Linked DNA regions of Homo sapiens: region 2 is linked to region 1. A link is a loop called in an ENCODE intact Hi-C map of the cell type or tissue named here. Cell type or tissue: thyroid gland. All regions are shown on one strand.

The links. A loop is a pair of places that touch in the nucleus more often than their neighbours do. Peaks named below come from ENCODE experiments on the same cell type or tissue, not always from the same donor. Only the 100,000 strongest peaks of a DNase experiment are listed, where the experiment ranks them.
Region 2: it touches region 1 in a loop (3.0-fold over the local background); 3 of 110 quality-filtered maps call a loop at or near these places.

What each region holds. Positions count from the first base shown.
Region 1 is chr17:48,990,934-48,998,933 of GRCh38, forward strand. IGF2BP1 (insulin like growth factor 2 mRNA binding protein 1) reads left to right here and starts at 6,452. Exons shown (of 15, transcript NM_006546.4): 1 at 6,452-6,987. The coding sequence starts at 6,813. RefSeq lists a silencer at 6,542-6,611. In thyroid gland, no CTCF peak of the experiment used is centred here; no DNase peak of the experiment used is centred here; H3K27me3 peaks cover 5,921 bases.
Region 2 is chr17:48,589,164-48,597,163 of GRCh38, forward strand. It overlaps HOXB3 (homeobox B3), which reads right to left and starts at 1,078. Exons shown (of 5, transcript NM_001384749.1): 1 at 962-1,078. HOXB5 (homeobox B5) reads right to left here and starts at 4,616. Exons shown (of 2, transcript NM_002147.4): 1 at 3,958-4,616; 2 at 2,094-3,293. The coding sequence starts at 4,519. The coding sequence ends at 3,046. HOXB6 (homeobox B6) reads right to left here. Exons shown (of 4, transcript NM_018952.5): 4 at 6,588-7,509. The coding sequence ends at 7,250. It overlaps HOXB-AS3 (HOXB cluster antisense RNA 3), which reads left to right and starts at 1,257. Exons shown (of 3, transcript NR_033201.2): 1 at 1,257-1,426. RefSeq lists a silencer at 4,240-4,289 and enhancers at 4,546-5,053, 4,755-4,824, 5,054-5,559, 6,602-7,273, 7,331-7,500. In thyroid gland, a CTCF peak has its summit at 4,882 (motif pointing left); no DNase peak of the experiment used is centred here; H3K4me3 peaks cover 275 bases; H3K27me3 peaks cover 4,913 bases.

The sequences.
Region 1 (8,000 bases):
TTTCACTAGAAGTAAGTTTGAATGAGAACAAGTTAGTGATAGTGGGAGAGGGAGAAGAAAAAGGACAGAAAGTTTGGTTAGGTATATTGATTTAAGAGAAGGAACAAATCAGTTGAGGGGCAGAGGAGCAGGAGAATAATAAAAGGGTAAAGAGAAGCAACAAAGAAAAAGAAAAATTGAAAAGAGGGTAAAGGTAAAGGGGGAGGAGGAAAGGAACTGACAGTGTCCGGAGCGGGAAGAAAAATGGAGGAACAAAAGGAGAGGGGGAGGAAGAGAGAGGGGAGGGGCAGGGGCAGGGGGAGGGGCAGGGAGGAAGAGGAAGGTAGGAAAAAAGATGGGTCAGGAACCTCATTTTAAAGCAATTTAGAAATAACTCTGAATTCTTTCCCTATACACTTTATAAACACATTTTAGAAATGAAAAGAAAATTATAAGAATGTACTCAATAATTTATTATATAAATGCTCACCAAATATTTTCAGATTGTGTTTAAGAGTGGAAATTAAGTTGTGTTGATAATAATTCTTTAAAAAAAAAAAGGTGGAGGTGTTTATAGGAGAGTTGGGTGAACCAAAATTCTCTCTAGATTGTTAACTCATGAAAATTAGGAGTCACTTTTAGAATTGTGTCTCAGTTTAGTCAAACAACCATTTAAAACAAAAATGCCATACTATTAGGCTGAGTCTCTTTTCTTTGTAAATCTGGTTTGTACATGAAGACAGATTGAACTGTTTTAAATTAATTTTTTGGTGATGAAATACTAGTGAAATAATATTTCTTAATTTTTAAAATTTAAAACAACAAAAAACCCCAACATAGCAGCATTATCCCTAGTAACTGAAATATTTGTGGCAGCTCCTGAAAAAAAATCCTAAACAGGAGTAGTCAGTTAATCTCATCATTAGGGGTAAAATTTTTAGAAAAGCAAACGAAAATAATTTGCTGAGTTAAAAAATTCTTTTAGTCTTAAAATGTATAGATGTTGTGTAGCTAAAATGGAAACTTCATGAAGTTTGACATGTAACTGATTAATTTCGAATTAAAATAATTTAAATATTTAGAAGATATGTTGATTTCAAGTACAAAATTGTCTCATTACTGTTTCCACCTTAATATTTATATATGGATTCCTTCTCTTTTGTTGCTTTTTACAATTTATTTTGAAAAATAACATTTTTTCCTTGTCTTTTCTTGAATTATACAATCCCCCCCCAAATCAATCAGTGATCTATTTTGTGTTTTGTGCTGTAGGAACTAAACAAGATCGTACATTATCTTTTGATCAAATGACTTTGGAATAAAAAAAATTACAAAAGGTAATAAGAATGTAATGTGAAGCATGTTATTGACCATTTCTTCTACATGTATTAATAGAGGTTGGGTGGAGTAGTTTACTAACAAAATGAATTTGAAAACATCTATTTTTAAAGTTAATAAAATAAATGATCCCCTCCTTACCTAAAAGTTTCTACATTGTAAACCTGAACCAAAACAAAAAATTGAGAGGTTTTGTCAAACACACTGTGTGACCCACAGAAAAACAAACGATTGTCCTTAAAGTTCTTTTTTCCCCTTGAGCCTCTTCTATCTCTGGAATAAATACATTTCTTTCTCAGGTCTTAAACACTGAACACTTTTGAATGAACGATAATTTGAAGGAGAAAAATTTCCTTTTCTGCTTACAGTTTGCTTACATTTTATGAGATATCCTAAACACATACTTATCCTTATTTATTTGACAGGAGAAAAAGCTGCATGTGCTTTTAAACTGGAACTAATTTACACTTTCTTAAAGTTTATAGGCATTTAAAAGAACCACACTAAGACTTTAAGTTGCAGGAAGAAACAAAACATCCTAAAGTAGTAACAGTAAAAAAACAAGCAAGCAACAACAAAAGTAAATAAATAAAATAAAAACCAACCAAACAAAAAACAAATTCCTCTAAAAACTTTGAGGTTAAAGCAGCAATATATCAGGAAATGTGAGCTTTCCTTTTTCTGTATTTTATAGCAACCGTAATTTTATTCCAAAATTGATGGATTCATTAGAAAATAAATTGTATTTTAATGTATTTCCCTCCTAGCTGCTTTCCATTTGTTTTGTTCTTTCTTTTGTAAAACATGCTACACTTTAAAAATAGAAGAGTCAGTAAGTGTTAGATTTAAAATGCAATATATATTCTGGGGATTTATGCAAAGGAGCTAACCCCAAAAAGGAAAAATTTATATTCACCAGAATATCTGTTCAGCACTGTTTACAAAAGTAAAAAATTTGATGAAATGTATATCTAAATATTATGATTAATAATTTACACATATAACTGGACTGAATTAAAATGATAGTTATGAAAACTTGGAGGCAGCCTGGGGAAATATTTATGGTACAAATGCAAGTGAAAAATTAAGATATAAAAATGATAAATTTTAAACCATTATAAATGGACAAATGCTGAAAAATAAACATTTACAAGTAAAATTAATTTTCTATGACAAGTGAAATTATTGATTTTTAATTTTTCTATTTTTTCTTTTTTCATTTTTTTAAACTTTTTTCTTTCCTTTTTGTCTTTCCTTTTTTTAACTTGGCTTATTTCTCCAAGAAAAATATTCTTTTATTTTCATCTTTAAAAAAGTTGGTTTATTCTCTCAAACTTTTTTTTTCCTCTCTGCATGTATTTGTATATTCACATTGGAGGAAAATGGATTATTATCCTATCTTTAAAATGGAGTCAAATGTCAGTGTTTCTGAATTCAGATAATTAAATTCCATAACTAGACCAAACTGTTCTCCAGGAAAAAATAAAGAAGAGGAGGAAGAGGAGGAGAACAAGAAGAGGAAGAGGTATAACAGTATTAATATTACTATGTAGAATATACAATATATATTATATACGATATGTATTATAAAGGATAATTATTAAAGAAAAAACCATTTAATCCTGTAGCTATATTTTTAACTCTTACACAAGTGTAACTCTGCACTAAAGATTTATCTGTCCCAAAGAAGCAATGTAGAAAAAAAATTGAAAATAAATACAATATTTGATAGTAATCTTTAATGTTAACAAAAACAAAGAAAAGAAAGATGAAAAGTTATGGTACCTCAAGTCTGCCCATTTTTATCCCTAACCTAGGAATGTCAGTCTAGATAAGAAATAACCCTTAATGTGAGTGCTGGGCTCATTCAAAAGGGAGAGATGAAACACCAATCAATGTGATTTAGTTCCCCCAACCCCAGCCTAAAATAGCCAGGTCACTAAGGCAAAACTGATTTGGGGGCTAAAAAGATCTGTATCTCACCCCTGTTGTCTCCTCTCTTGTATTCTTGCAGCCTTTGCAGCTTCTGACTATACACACATAAGCCTTTTTTTGGGGGGTGGAGAGGATTAGAATTCAGTAAAACAGCTGATTTTTTAAAAAGAACTAATCAGTTTCAATTTAGCAATTATTGGTAATTTTTAATTAAATATTTAAAAGGATTTAAAAATAGCAGATTGTTCAAGTGAAATTTATATATTCTCTTCTAACGTTATCTTAAATACATTAAAACTGATTTCAGCTAACATTTAGTTAGTATATTTTTACATGGAAAAAAATCAACCTGAAAGTGAACTGAATTCACTGATTATTTTTAAAAATGTTGTTTCCCATTGACTCTAGGATAGTAAAAAGTGGACTGCATTTTATAGGAGTTTAGAGGTCTGGATGGAGATTTTTATGGGGTGTAACTTGCTTTTGTTTTAGGCATACAGAGGCAGAGTAGTGGATATGTCCCCCAGGGAGACAATCTGAGAAGTGCTTTTATTAGCACCTAAAGATTCAAATTAAATGAAAGAAACAGCACTTAAAGTTTCTGGGAACTGGGATGATCTGCCTAGTTGCCCTCCTCCTTGTTCCCCAATATAACAGAAAAGATTTAAGGAGATTGGGGCTCCTCTTTAGGAAAAGGCCAAGAAATACAACAGCCTTTTTGAGACCATCTTTTAGCCCTTTCAAAAGTCTACACACATCACCAAGAAAAGTTCCCGGGCAACAGAGCCACACGTTCTGGCCAAGATAATTTTTTCCCCCCTGGACTCTAATTTTCATCAATTCTCTTTGCTGTGCTGTTTGTATTAGCTTGTTTTTCATTTAAAAAAATGTTTATTGAGTGCCTACTATGTGGCATGCCTGTTTCCTACTCATTGGTTTGTTTAAAAATAATGCTTGTGACCAACAGCTAAGTATTAAGAGTCAGATAAGGGGGGAGGGTCGGAGGTGTGTGTGTGGGGGTGAGACACAGATGTCTCCCACCTTCTTGGACAGAAAATATTCTCTTTCTACTCAACAACAAATAGCTCCTAGTACTTTAATTCTTGTTGTTCCATGGGAAAAAAAAATCACAAAAACAAAAATCCGACAAACACGTGGCTGGGTAGAACAAAACGCTCATTGGGGAGGGTGGGCTCTAAGGTGGTGGAGGATATAGAGAAACCGAGTTGGAAGCCCTCCCCCGCCCCTAAGTCCCAGCCCCATTTCTTTTCAGCGCGCCGGGAAAACGGGGAGGGGGACAAAGGTGCTGCGTGCTGTCTTTCAACTCCCGACTTTTTGAATGGCATACAATCGTCCGGCCGCAGAGCGGTGAGCCAAAGTCGGAGTCAGCTCAGACTCTGCAAACGAAAAATAATAACAATAAAAAAAATTCAAGGCATTCATATCGGTGTAGTCAACACGTGTTGCGGAGTCGGCCCGGGCCGCAGGCGACTGAGACAATGGGGTCGGGGACTGGGGAAGGGGAGTGACCCCCTTCCTCACCTGCCCTCCCAGCACGCGTGCCCCCGCTAGAATTATCCTCCCTCCCACAGAGTCCGGAGTAACACCCCAGTTTTCGCCCTGTTCAAGGGGATTCCAGAATTTCTGGGGGTCGACCCCTCCTTTTTCCCCGTTCCCTGGGCGAGGGGGTTCCAGGGTCTCCGGGCCGCGCTCTCGGCCACCCCTGGCGCCATCCCAGCCTCCGCCGCTAGAAACTCGTTGGCCTCGCTCGCCGCTCCGCCGTGGAGCCGGGGCTTGCCCGTGGACCGCGCGTCCCGCTCTCCGCCGCGTATCCGGGACTCCGAAACGCGCGGCGAGCAGCCCCCTCCCCCACCGCCCAGACGGGGTGCGACCGCCCACGTGTCGCCCCTTGCCCAGTCGGGTCCTTCCCTCGGGCTCCGGGAGCCGGAGGATCCGGAATGAGTTGGTCAAAGCCGAGGGAAGGGACCCAGGCGGATCCGCTTCCCCCTCCCCAGGAACGGCGGGAGGAGGAGGGGAGTGGCCGCCGCCCCCTCCCCTAAGCTCCCGCCCCTCGCTTCCCCGTGCGCGGAGCGGAAATTACCCCCTCCCCCCGCGGGTCTGACCTGGGGACGTGGGCGGGGCTTCCCGCTTAGCCCCCCGCCCTCCGTCCCTCTCCCGCCTTCCCGCCAGGATCGGAATCCTGCACCCCAAACAAAGTTCCGAGACCCGAACCTAGGGCCTAGAGAGCTGCCAGCAGTGTCCCGGGTGGTGCAGGCTCTGGAAACTCCACCTGTCTGTCCCCGACTCTGGGAGGGAAAAGGGGACCATTCAAATCTCCACCCGGTCACTCCCTCCCTAAGACCTCCCCCTTCAGTTCGCTCCGGTTAGCCCTAGCTATCACTCCTCTTCCTTGTCTCCCACCGTTCCTGTCTCCTGGAGTCATCTCCGGCCAGTTCCGCGTGTTCCCCTCAGGACCCCGAAACGTTATCATTTAACAGCCGGACCCCGGGTGCGAACCACCCTTTCTCCCGTGGGGATCTCAAAACATTATTTCCTGCGGCTTCCTCGTTCTCCACTGGGATACCCCGTTCCCAGCTTTCCAGTCCCGCGCTCGCAGGGTCCCCCGGTCCTGCATCCCCGGAGGCGGGGGAGTTTCGTGGGGCTGGCGTGGGGAAGGCGGAGACCCCCCCCATTTAAACATCTAGGGAAAAGGTTCCTTTCTTTTTAAATCACCAGCTCGTGCGACCCTCTCCTGAAGACCCCAGAGTCTTCGGCTTCTCTTTGTCTGTCTCGGCCGTCCCCCGCCTGTCAGTCGCTAGCAGTTAACCGGGGAGGGGTGAGCAACCCCGCCCCCCAAAACGAATGAAAAATAACCGTACATTTTACCCTTTAAGACATGTGAGATCTGGGCTGGACCATCCTCCCCCAGTTTGGGCTGGGGTAGGGGGATGGGTGGGGGCGGGGCGCTTCCCTAGGGGCCAGGTTCTTGCAAAGGGGGAAGGGGCCTGTAGAGCTTCAGGGACGCTGCCGCACCGCCCCAGTTTACCCCGGGGGTGAGTTGAGTTCCCCACCCTCAGGCGGGAGATTATCGGGTTTGGCCGGAGGGCCGAGGGGCCCTGTGGCGTCGGGGGTCTTTCCCTGCAGGGTGGGTGGGGGCTGTCACCACGTGGCTTCTCCTTTTTTTTTTTTTTTTTTTTTCCGCTCCATTTTTTTTCAAGTCGATTTTATTTAGAGGCGGCGCCAGGGCGGCCGCGGAGAAACGTGACACACCAGCCCTCTCGGAGGGGTTTCGGACCGAAGGGAAGAAGCTGCGCCGTGTCGTCCGTCTCCCTGCGCGCCGCGGGCACTTCTCCTGGGCTCTCCCCGAACTCTCCCGCGACCTCTGCGCGCCCTCAGGCCGCCTTCCCCGCCCTGGGCTCGGGACAACTTCTGGGGTGGGGTGCAAAGAAAGTTTGCGGCTCCTGCCGCCGGCCTCTCCGCCTCTTGGCCTAGGAGGCTCGCCGCCCGCGCCCGCTCGTTCGGCCTTGCCCGGGACCGCGTCCTGCCCCGAGACCGCCACCATGAACAAGCTTTACATCGGCAACCTCAACGAGAGCGTGACCCCCGCGGACTTGGAGAAAGTGTTTGCGGAGCACAAGATCTCCTACAGCGGCCAGTTCTTGGTCAAATCCGGCTACGCCTTCGTGGACTGCCCGGACGAGCACTGGGCGATGAAGGCCATCGAAACTTTCTCCGGTAAGAACACAGCCACCTCCCGGAAAAGCCACAACGAGAGCCCCGAACAACGGAGACCCGCACCTTCCGGTTCCTCTCCCGCCAACTCCTCTCTTCCCGGGCCTGCGGGGTTTGGCCTCCGTACCCACCCTCGACCTACCCCCTTCGATGCCCCCTCCCTCGCTCTGCGCCTCCCACCCCCGCGCAGAAACATTCGGGATTTCCTCATCCCTTTCTCCCAGCCTGAGATAAGGAGCTCTGGCTTCCCCCATCCTTCCTCCCCACCGACGGGGCGGGAGCCCCCACTGGCAGTAGTGGGGGGTTGAATTTAGGGACACGGGGATGACCCCTGGCTGGGCGTTATTTCCACGCCCAGCCCCTCCCTATCCGCCGGTGGACGCCCCCCCAGCTGGAAAACCCCGGCTCCCGTTCCTCAGTCTTAGGCCTTTCCAGGCGTGGAAGGGGTACCCGGACCGCCTGCGATCTGTCCGCTTCGCGTGGGGAATGCAGCCCTCCAGCAGGACTTGCAAGGAAGGGGGTCTTGCCTCCCGCCCAGGGCCTGGGGCTTGAGCCATTTTGATTTGAAAGTGGGGCGTGAGCGGGGTGGCGCGGCGGCGGCGGCGCCGGGTCGCCATGCTGCTTCCCGAGACGCCGAGGCTGGGCCGAGAGGCGCGCGCGGTGGCAGTGAGGGACCCTCCCCGCCAGGCCCCGCTCCGCTCCCCCAGGTCCACCCCTTCCCAAACCAGCCCCGACAGGTGACCGCTCCGTGGCCCAAAGCCCGTCTTCCTGGCCAACAGAGAAAAATAAAGTTTCATTCTGCACACTGCCTCCCGCCCCGCGCCCCACTTTCTGAGGAACGGGGAGCCCTTTCTTTCCTGGCTCCTTCCCACATCTGGGAGCTGTGTAGGCAGCGCACCCACACAAATGGCCTCGCACCTTTCCCAAATCGGGATTCCAGAGCGATCCACTCAACAAGCCTCAGTGATTTAATAAAGCAAAAATTAAAAAATGAATAATAACGAATTTACAGACTC
Region 2 (8,000 bases), 400 kb before region 1:
AAGGGGACTTTGAGGGTGTGCCCAGAAAAGAAGAGGGAAAAAGAGAGGAAAAAAGAGCACCTTTCCTATTTTCTCTTCCAGCTCCTGAATCTATTTCCTCCCGACAGTTGAGGGATTTGTATTCTTGAGCTGATTTTATTTGAGGAGGGCTTGCCAGAGTTCTACTTAAACACCTAACACCTCTAGGCAAGAGAAGAAGCTCTTCCCTTCCCCCACTCCTGGTTCAGGAATTAGGTTTTGAATTGGGGGAATTGCCCTCTCTGTCTGCTCCCTAGTCTGACTTCAGGATCCTACTTCGAGCCAAGGAGAAAGATTAGCTTGAGACCAACAGGCTGAAGGTGGAGGCAAAAGCAGCGCTGTGCTCCCCATCCCAGAGAAGCCTGATGAAGCCAAAGATAACCGGAGGGACCTCTTTTTATGGGCTTCAAAGATCGGAAAGCCAGAGATCACCCCAGGGCAAGGTAGCCCACAGCAGCCGCCTACCCGGTGCTTTTTCTCAGCTCAGATGTATCCAGATAAAAGTGCCCAGCGGTGCACCCCCACACACCTCCGACAAATGAATGTCATAAAGTTTCTTTCCGGAGGATGGGGGGATAGTTGTCTGAAGATATCCAGCAGTGAAGTGGCCCCCACCAATGGCCCCTTCTTTCAGCAATATACACCCCTCCTTCCTGGTCCCTAAATTTCCGCTGGCACTGAGGGAGCATGGATCCCCCACACAAACCCTTTTCCCCACAAAGTCAGACACTCCTGTTGGTAAAAATCAGGCACCCCCGACCGATGAGGCCTTAAGAAACTGAGAGCACTCATTTCAGGCACCCAGTCCCTTAGAACTGGGTGCATAAAACAGGCTAAATTTCCCCTACATCACCCCACAGCCCCAGGTGGAAACAAGTTTTCTTCCCCCAGTCCCAGGCCCCAGAATTGCAAGGGGTAAAAGCGAAAGCTGAAAGCGACTTACTGCGGGAATGCTGGCCTGGGCCGCCGCTGCCTTCTGGGCTGGTCCGGCTGCTCCAGGCTGGGAGAGTGCTCACCTACCTCTGCCCCCTTCCCCACCACAGCGAGCAGTTAAAGTGTCACTTAACATTCTGGAGAATGTGAAATATACTGCGCGGTGTCAACTCCCCAAAACCATAAAACTAACTTTATGGACCTCACGTGACTTTCTCGAGCCAGTGAGGGGTATCTGTCTGACTTCTCGGCGATTTTTACGATCTAACTTCGAGATAAAACCCCTATCCATTTGACATCTAAATGTCATAGCGACTTTTGGGATAGTTTGCTATCGACAAAGGGAGACAAAGTCAAGGGGTGAAGGGAAAGGAGGGCCAAGTAGAGCCTCCACGACCCTCGGCTTCCTCCTCACCAGCTCCCCCTCCCTCCAAGTCCAGTAAGAAGTTGGGCCAAGCTGGAAGGGATTGACCGGGTAAGTGTCCAGACTTGACTCTTGTGCTCAGGGTGGAGGCTGACTTGGATGGAGGTAGACTGGGCCCTAGCCCTGGGCCAGGCTGAAAGGGAACCAGGGGTCTTTCTGAAAGGACCCTAACTCCTAATCAAGAGGGAAGATCAGTTGGGCCCTTGGAGAGAAGGAGCCCTTGATAAGGGTAGGGAAGGCTGAGGGTGAGAGAAATCCTTTGAAATCCAGCTGAATTTTTTTTTTTTTTTTTTTTGCTTTAGTTGGTGGCAGAGCTGAATTGGGACTTGGAGTAGGAGACAGGGGGCTGGGCAGGCCTCTACCACTCCCAAAAGGCCAGGAGCCTCCTGCTGAGGACTTAGGCCCAAATTACTTTCCCAGAAGAGTTTTCCAGAGGCTTCCTTGGCCAGCTAGTGGAAGACCAGGATGAAGTCTAGCTCAGCCTTTCCTCTGCCCCAGCCCCACATGGGGTTTCTGGGCCTTGGAGTCCCCCAGGCATGAAGGTCTGTTCCCTGGCCCAAGCACTGTTGACCAAGCCAGTGACTTACATGGCTGAGAAGAGTTGTTGGGGAGCAGCCTACTTTTTCTTCCCTGCACCCCAGATCTATTGAGAATGGTGCAGGGTGTGCCCGGGATGGGAGAGGCAGACCCCTCGGAGAAAAGACAAGTGGAAGGGCAATGGAGTGGGGGAAACATTTATTTGACTTCCAGGAAAGCTACAAACAAATACCAAAAGCGAATCACTGAGACAGGCCCCGCAAAGACAGATTTCACACGTAGCACAGCATCCACTCGCTCACTACAAATGGTCTTGGAAGCAAGATGGGTAAGGGAGAGATGGGTCTGACCCAGACTATCCCCATATTTACAAGCTTTGGGCCCTCTAGCCAGACCCATGGATTCACAGAGAAATACACAAGACATTTTGCACTGAGGATCATTTTTGTTTCCGTATACTCCCAGACCAGGCCTTGTGGGGCCTACCCAGGCAGCAGGAACTTAAATCTCACTATCTTCTTTCTCTCTTCTCAATACCATCCCTTTGGTCCTCCCTAGCCCCTTCCCACCCTAGGACCAAGCCCCTAGGAGACTTGGGCCTAGGGAGTGAGGAGGGAGGAGGAGGAGAATGAAAAGGGACTCCATCTCCGAAGCCAGCTCAGCTTGACCCCACTGCGGCACTACCCCACCTCAACTGCTGCCCCTTACAGAAGTTTCCAGCTGAAACTCAAAATACAGCGATCATCTTTTTATAAATAAGTTAGAACACAGATGGGGAGGGGAGAGTTCACATTAAACATGCGAATTTCTTTTTTTTTTTTTCCTGGGGGAAAGACTGCAACCACAGACACAAACATTCAGAAACACTGGCGGATTTGGGACAAGCAGAAGGGAGTTGGGAGCATGGAAGGAAAATAATAATAATAATTATTATTAACAATAATAACAAGATAACCAGTCCAGGAGAGAGGGAGCCACAGGAAGACCTAAGACCAAACGAAATATCGTAACACAAGGCGAGGCAGGCTTGTGGGAACCGGTCCCCAGCGGGCGGCGGCAGAGCGGGGAGGATTGGAGGGGCCAGGGCTGGGGGTGGCACGGGCTCTTGGGCCGCTGGGCTCCTCTGGGCGGGCTCAGGGCTGGAAGGCGCTGCCAGCTGTAGCCAGGCTCATACTTTTCAATTTGTTGTCCTTCTTCCACTTCATGCGCCGGTTCTGGAACCAGATCTTGATCTGGCGCTCGGACAGGCAGAGTGCGTGGGCGATCTCGATGCGCCGTCGCCGGGTCAGGTAGCGGTTGAAGTGGAACTCCTTTTCCAGCTCCAGGGTCTGGTAGCGGGTATACGCGGTCCGGGCCCTTTTCCCGTCCGGCCCGGTCATATCTGGAGCAGATAGAGGAAAGCCGCAAGGCAACATTATTCCGGTTAAGGGAGGGGGCACTGGGTGGGAGGGGGCGGGGGAGCAGGACCCAGGCGTCCCGGCACCCAGCTCACCACAGCTCCAATCCTCTCTACTCCAGATGCCCACATTCAAGCTCGATTTCTGCACCCCTTTCTACTGCATCCCCCACTTCTGCAGGCAGCCAGTGCGCCCGGCTTTGTCTCTTGCTCGCTCCTAGTGCCTCACCCTTGGCTGGGCTCAGGCGGCCGCTCGCCCCGGGAGGGAGGAGAGCGGTTGCACTTTTGCCCCGGAAAGCTCCTTTTACTGTTCACCCCTTCTTTGCTAGCGACAGTCTCAAAATTTCAGGGGTAAGCAGGACCCTTCCCCACATTATATGAACCCCATCCTTTATCCTAAAGCTGGTTCAGCTGCGCTAATAAAAACCTAAGCCGAAGCTGGAAACAAATTATTAAAAATACCCCCCTCTTAACAGAGAGACCCTTTTTGGCTCTGTCTACGAAGCTATGAGGCCCCTCTTAGATACTTCTCCCCCTTAGAAAAATGAATCTATATTTAGGGTAAAGCCAAGCTCTCCTTGTCCCCCCGATCCCACCCCAAAACGCAGAGAAGGAAAGCCGAGAAGACAAAAAAGAGAGAGAGAATTACCATGGCTGATGTGAAGCTTCCTCATCCAGGGGAATATTTGCGGAGTCTGCCCCTCGGGCGCGGCTGTGGAGGTGGCCATGGGCTCTGGCTGCGCCCGAGCTAGGCTGGGGCTGCTTAGCTGGCTTGCCGCTTCCTCAGGCTCCGAGGACGCGCTGGCCTCGTCTATTTCGGTGAAATTGGCGCTGGAGCTGGCTGAGGTCGCCTGGTCGGAGGGGGACGAAGCAGAGGGCTTGGCGCCGTGGCTGTCGCCGTTGGTGCAGGGCAGGGACTCGGGCGAGGACAGGGAGCAGCTCGAAGCCGCTTGCCTGAAGCGGGGCTCCTGGGCGGGCGCGGGGAAGGCGCGCGAGCTCTCGCCCACCGCCCCAAAGTGGCTGGAGGAGGCCGAGGAGCGGTTGACGCTGAGGTCCATCCCATTGTAATTGTAGCCGTAAGAGCCGGTGTGCATGGCAGCGGGATCCCTGTAAGAGCCGCTCAGAGAGCTGCCACTGCCATAATTTAGCAACTGATAGTCCGGGCCATTTGGATAACGCCCCGAGAAGGAGTTTACAAAGTACGAGCTCATTTGGGTGATTTTGGAGGGCTTGATTTGTGGATCGTGGTCGTTATAACCCTGTGCTTCACGATTTATGATGTATTAATGAATTATAGCGATGCACTGTACTTCGTTTTGCTATGTATGCGGCCAAATATGGGGGGGGGGTTGGAAGGGGGGTGGGGGGCGTTAGGGAATCACGTGCTTTTGTTGACCAGTCGTAAATTCTCGCTGATGACCTCAAGAGGTAATTCATGCTCTATGGTTACAAATAATGACGATCCGAGAATCGTTAGGGCCGATTCAATGCGAGCCTCCGAGAGAGGGGGAAAAAAGGAGAAGGGGGAGAAACAGAGAGAAGGTTGGCTTTGGCCTCTGAGCAGAGCGCGCCACCTCCCGGCGACCGACGGGAGCGCGGGCGTGAGACCGCCATGGCGGCGGGCGGCTGCCTCCCTGCTGGCTCCCTGCAGGCTCCCTGCAGTCGCCGGGAGAGAAAGAAACCCGGCCAAGGCTCAGCCACAGGGTTGAGCCTTTTAGAGCAGGGGTTGGGCTTTTTACCCACTTTCTTGTGGGTGGGGTTAGCCTCTCTATTTGGTTCTTTCTCCCTACATCATCATTGTCGTTATTATTTTAACTTTGGATGAGAAGATCAAAGATAGAGTTGCTTTTCCCTTTCTTGGGCTTTGCAAGTCTCCGAATTGGAGGCGGAAATGGGGGAAGGGTTGGAAGTTGTGTGTGAAAAACAATTATTGCAACGGGTTTTCCCCAGGAGCTTAGTCCGGCCTGCATCCTGGTGGAACTGCTGTTACCGGTCCACAGCGCCCAGGCCGAGCCGGCAGGGCTGGGCGGGAGGCTTGAAAAAGAAGGAGAAGCGTTCACTTCTCCTGGGCCACTTGGAAGTTCGAAATCCCCTTCCGGACCTCCTTGGTGGTCCTTAGCCCAGGCGTGGGGAGTGACAGAGCAGGACAGGGACCCCAGAAACCGAGCACAGCTGGGGCTAAGCGGCCTAGTTGCCGAAAAGACTGCAGCGGCCACCGCGTCTGCTGCTTAGTTTGAGTAGTAACATGTGTCTGAGAGTTTGTAAAGCGGGATCCCTTCCCCTCCTCCTCGGCTATTGCATTCGGAGGCCCCACTACAGGTCCCTCACTCGCAGCTAGGCAGTTTGAGAATTTGCCTGGTGGCAGCCGCCTTCCCGGAAAAGGGGTTCCAAGGACCCGCATGCTTTGCTGAGCACGCTGGGCGGCCAGAGACCGCCGCAGCTGGTCTCCTATTAGGAGGGGACTATTTTCTTTAAAAATAAGAAAGGAAGCGAGAGGGCGGAGGAATAAAGGAAAACAGTGACCGCAGCTTGCCTTCTGGGTGCCGGTGCAAGCAGAGAGAGAATGAGCCATTCTGGGTTGAGAGGATGACACTAAAAGCCCCATCACCTGGCCTCCTGCCCTGGGGTCTCCAAGGAGCAAGGGAAAGTTGTGGCCTTCGGCCTGTGCCTGGCTGGTGGCTTTACATTCCCCTACTTGAGGCTGATCTCCTACTTGAGGCTGATCTGCTACTTGAGGTGGGAAGGGGCACCTGGAGCCTTCAGCTGCAGGGTGAGAGATACCCAGTGGCCCCATTTTTCAGTCTCCAGAGCCACAGGCCAGGAGCGGAGGGCCAAGGCTGGCGAAAAAACCTGGCCATGTGGACGGGCCAAAGACCAGGGGTCGCTGCGAAGGTGAGGACAGAAAAGCGCTGCAGAGGCCCCCAGACTATGGCTCCGTCTCCGCCAGAGAGCTTTAGGGGCCTCAGTGGCTCCCTTAGTGCTGTGTATACACGAGGAAAGGCTAGAGAATGAGAGGGACACAGCACCTCTCCATCCCCCAAGTCTGCACGGGGAGAAGCGGCTGTGAGCCTCAGCACCAGGGAAACGCAGCGCTGGGGCCTGGGCAGGACTGATCGCTCCAGCCTTTATCTCAGCTGTAACTTCCCAGTCGAACAGGGCTCGCTTCGGCGGGCCAGGGCTCTCGCCTTTGCTGAAGAATTCTGGCTCAGGAAAGATGGAGAGGCTGGGGGTTGAGGAGAGAGGAAAAAATGGCAGGGGAGGATTGGAGGTGACCGAGCGTCGAGTTTTCACATCTTTATTATTGTTGTTGTTGTTGTTATTATTATTATTATTATCATCATCATCATCATCATCATCATCGAAGTATTTCACGTCCAGAGCTAAGACAAGACTACAAACACAACACATAGAAAATTAATAAAATAGAACTTTGTTTTCTTCTGAGGCTCCTCTTCTTACTTCTAGGTAGTATGTGCTCCTTCCAGTGGCTTTGGGGAGGGGGTGGGAGAGACGACAGGTCTGGGATCAGGGAGTCTTCAAGGCCCCCGCTGAGGGGACAGCGAATCTACCATTGAACCGTGCACGGGGGACATGGACAAAATGAGACGCGACAGGGACAAGAGCATTTTGCTCTGCTTCCAGGAAACATCAAGTGAGTCCGCTCCTCAGTTCTCACCAGGAAGCCTGATCAGGCTGAGGCGAGTTCCTCGGGAAGGAAGGGCGCGCGGGATGCTGGGTGGGCTCGAGTAGTGAGGCCTCAGAGCACCCGCCGGGAGCTGTGCGGGCGGGGGCGTCCAGGAGAGCGCTGGGCCCCGCCTGTCTGCGCCGGAGAGCAGGTCTCCTGGCTCCCCCACCCGAGAGCCTTCCTTCCCGGGTCTCTCTGACGCCCTCGGCTCCCCACAGGCCTTTCCCCTCGCGTCCTCCCTCCCTTTCCAGCACCTTCACTCGGCCTGTTTTTCTTCCTCCTCCTCGGCACTGAGCTGAGACGCGCTGAGCAGTTTGCTCTCCTTTTTCCACTTCATGCGTCGGTTCTGGAACCATATCTTGATCTGCCTCTCCGTCAGGCACAGGGCGTGCGCGATCTCGATGCGCCGCCGCCGCGTCAGGTAGCGATTGTAGTGAAACTCCTTCTCCAGCTCCAGCGTCTGGTAACGTGTGTATGTCTGGCGGCCTCGCCGGCCGCTGGGCCCAAAGGAGGAACCTGTTACGCAGAGTGGAGATGCTGAGGCCTGCGGTCACCGGGCCCAGGACCCCCTCCCCTAGTCGACCCTCGAACACAGACTCCAGCCAGTACCGGGATGCCCTCTATTCTGCCGGCTCCCTTCCCCCGTTTCGCACTCCTCCAGCGCCCCCTCCAGATTCCCTCCTAGTCTCCTAGGCCTGTGCCGTCTGTCTAGACTCTAGATGGGGGAGGGGAGGAGCAGTTTGAACTCCCACCTGAGCCTGGGGGGAGGGGCTGGTCAGGTGTGTCTCTTCCTAGTTGCATCTTGTCTTTCCCTCCCTTTCCATCCATCTTGTTCCCACCCCCCGTCATCCCCCCAACCCAATGATAAATCCAGGCCGTTAATCCGTAATGACGTAGATCGATCCATAGTCCACATTAACGGCTCCTCACTTTCGAGTCCGGCTAATGGACATCAGTTGGGACTTAAGGCCAACAAATAATCCAACCTGAGACCCCGCGCCTGTTTC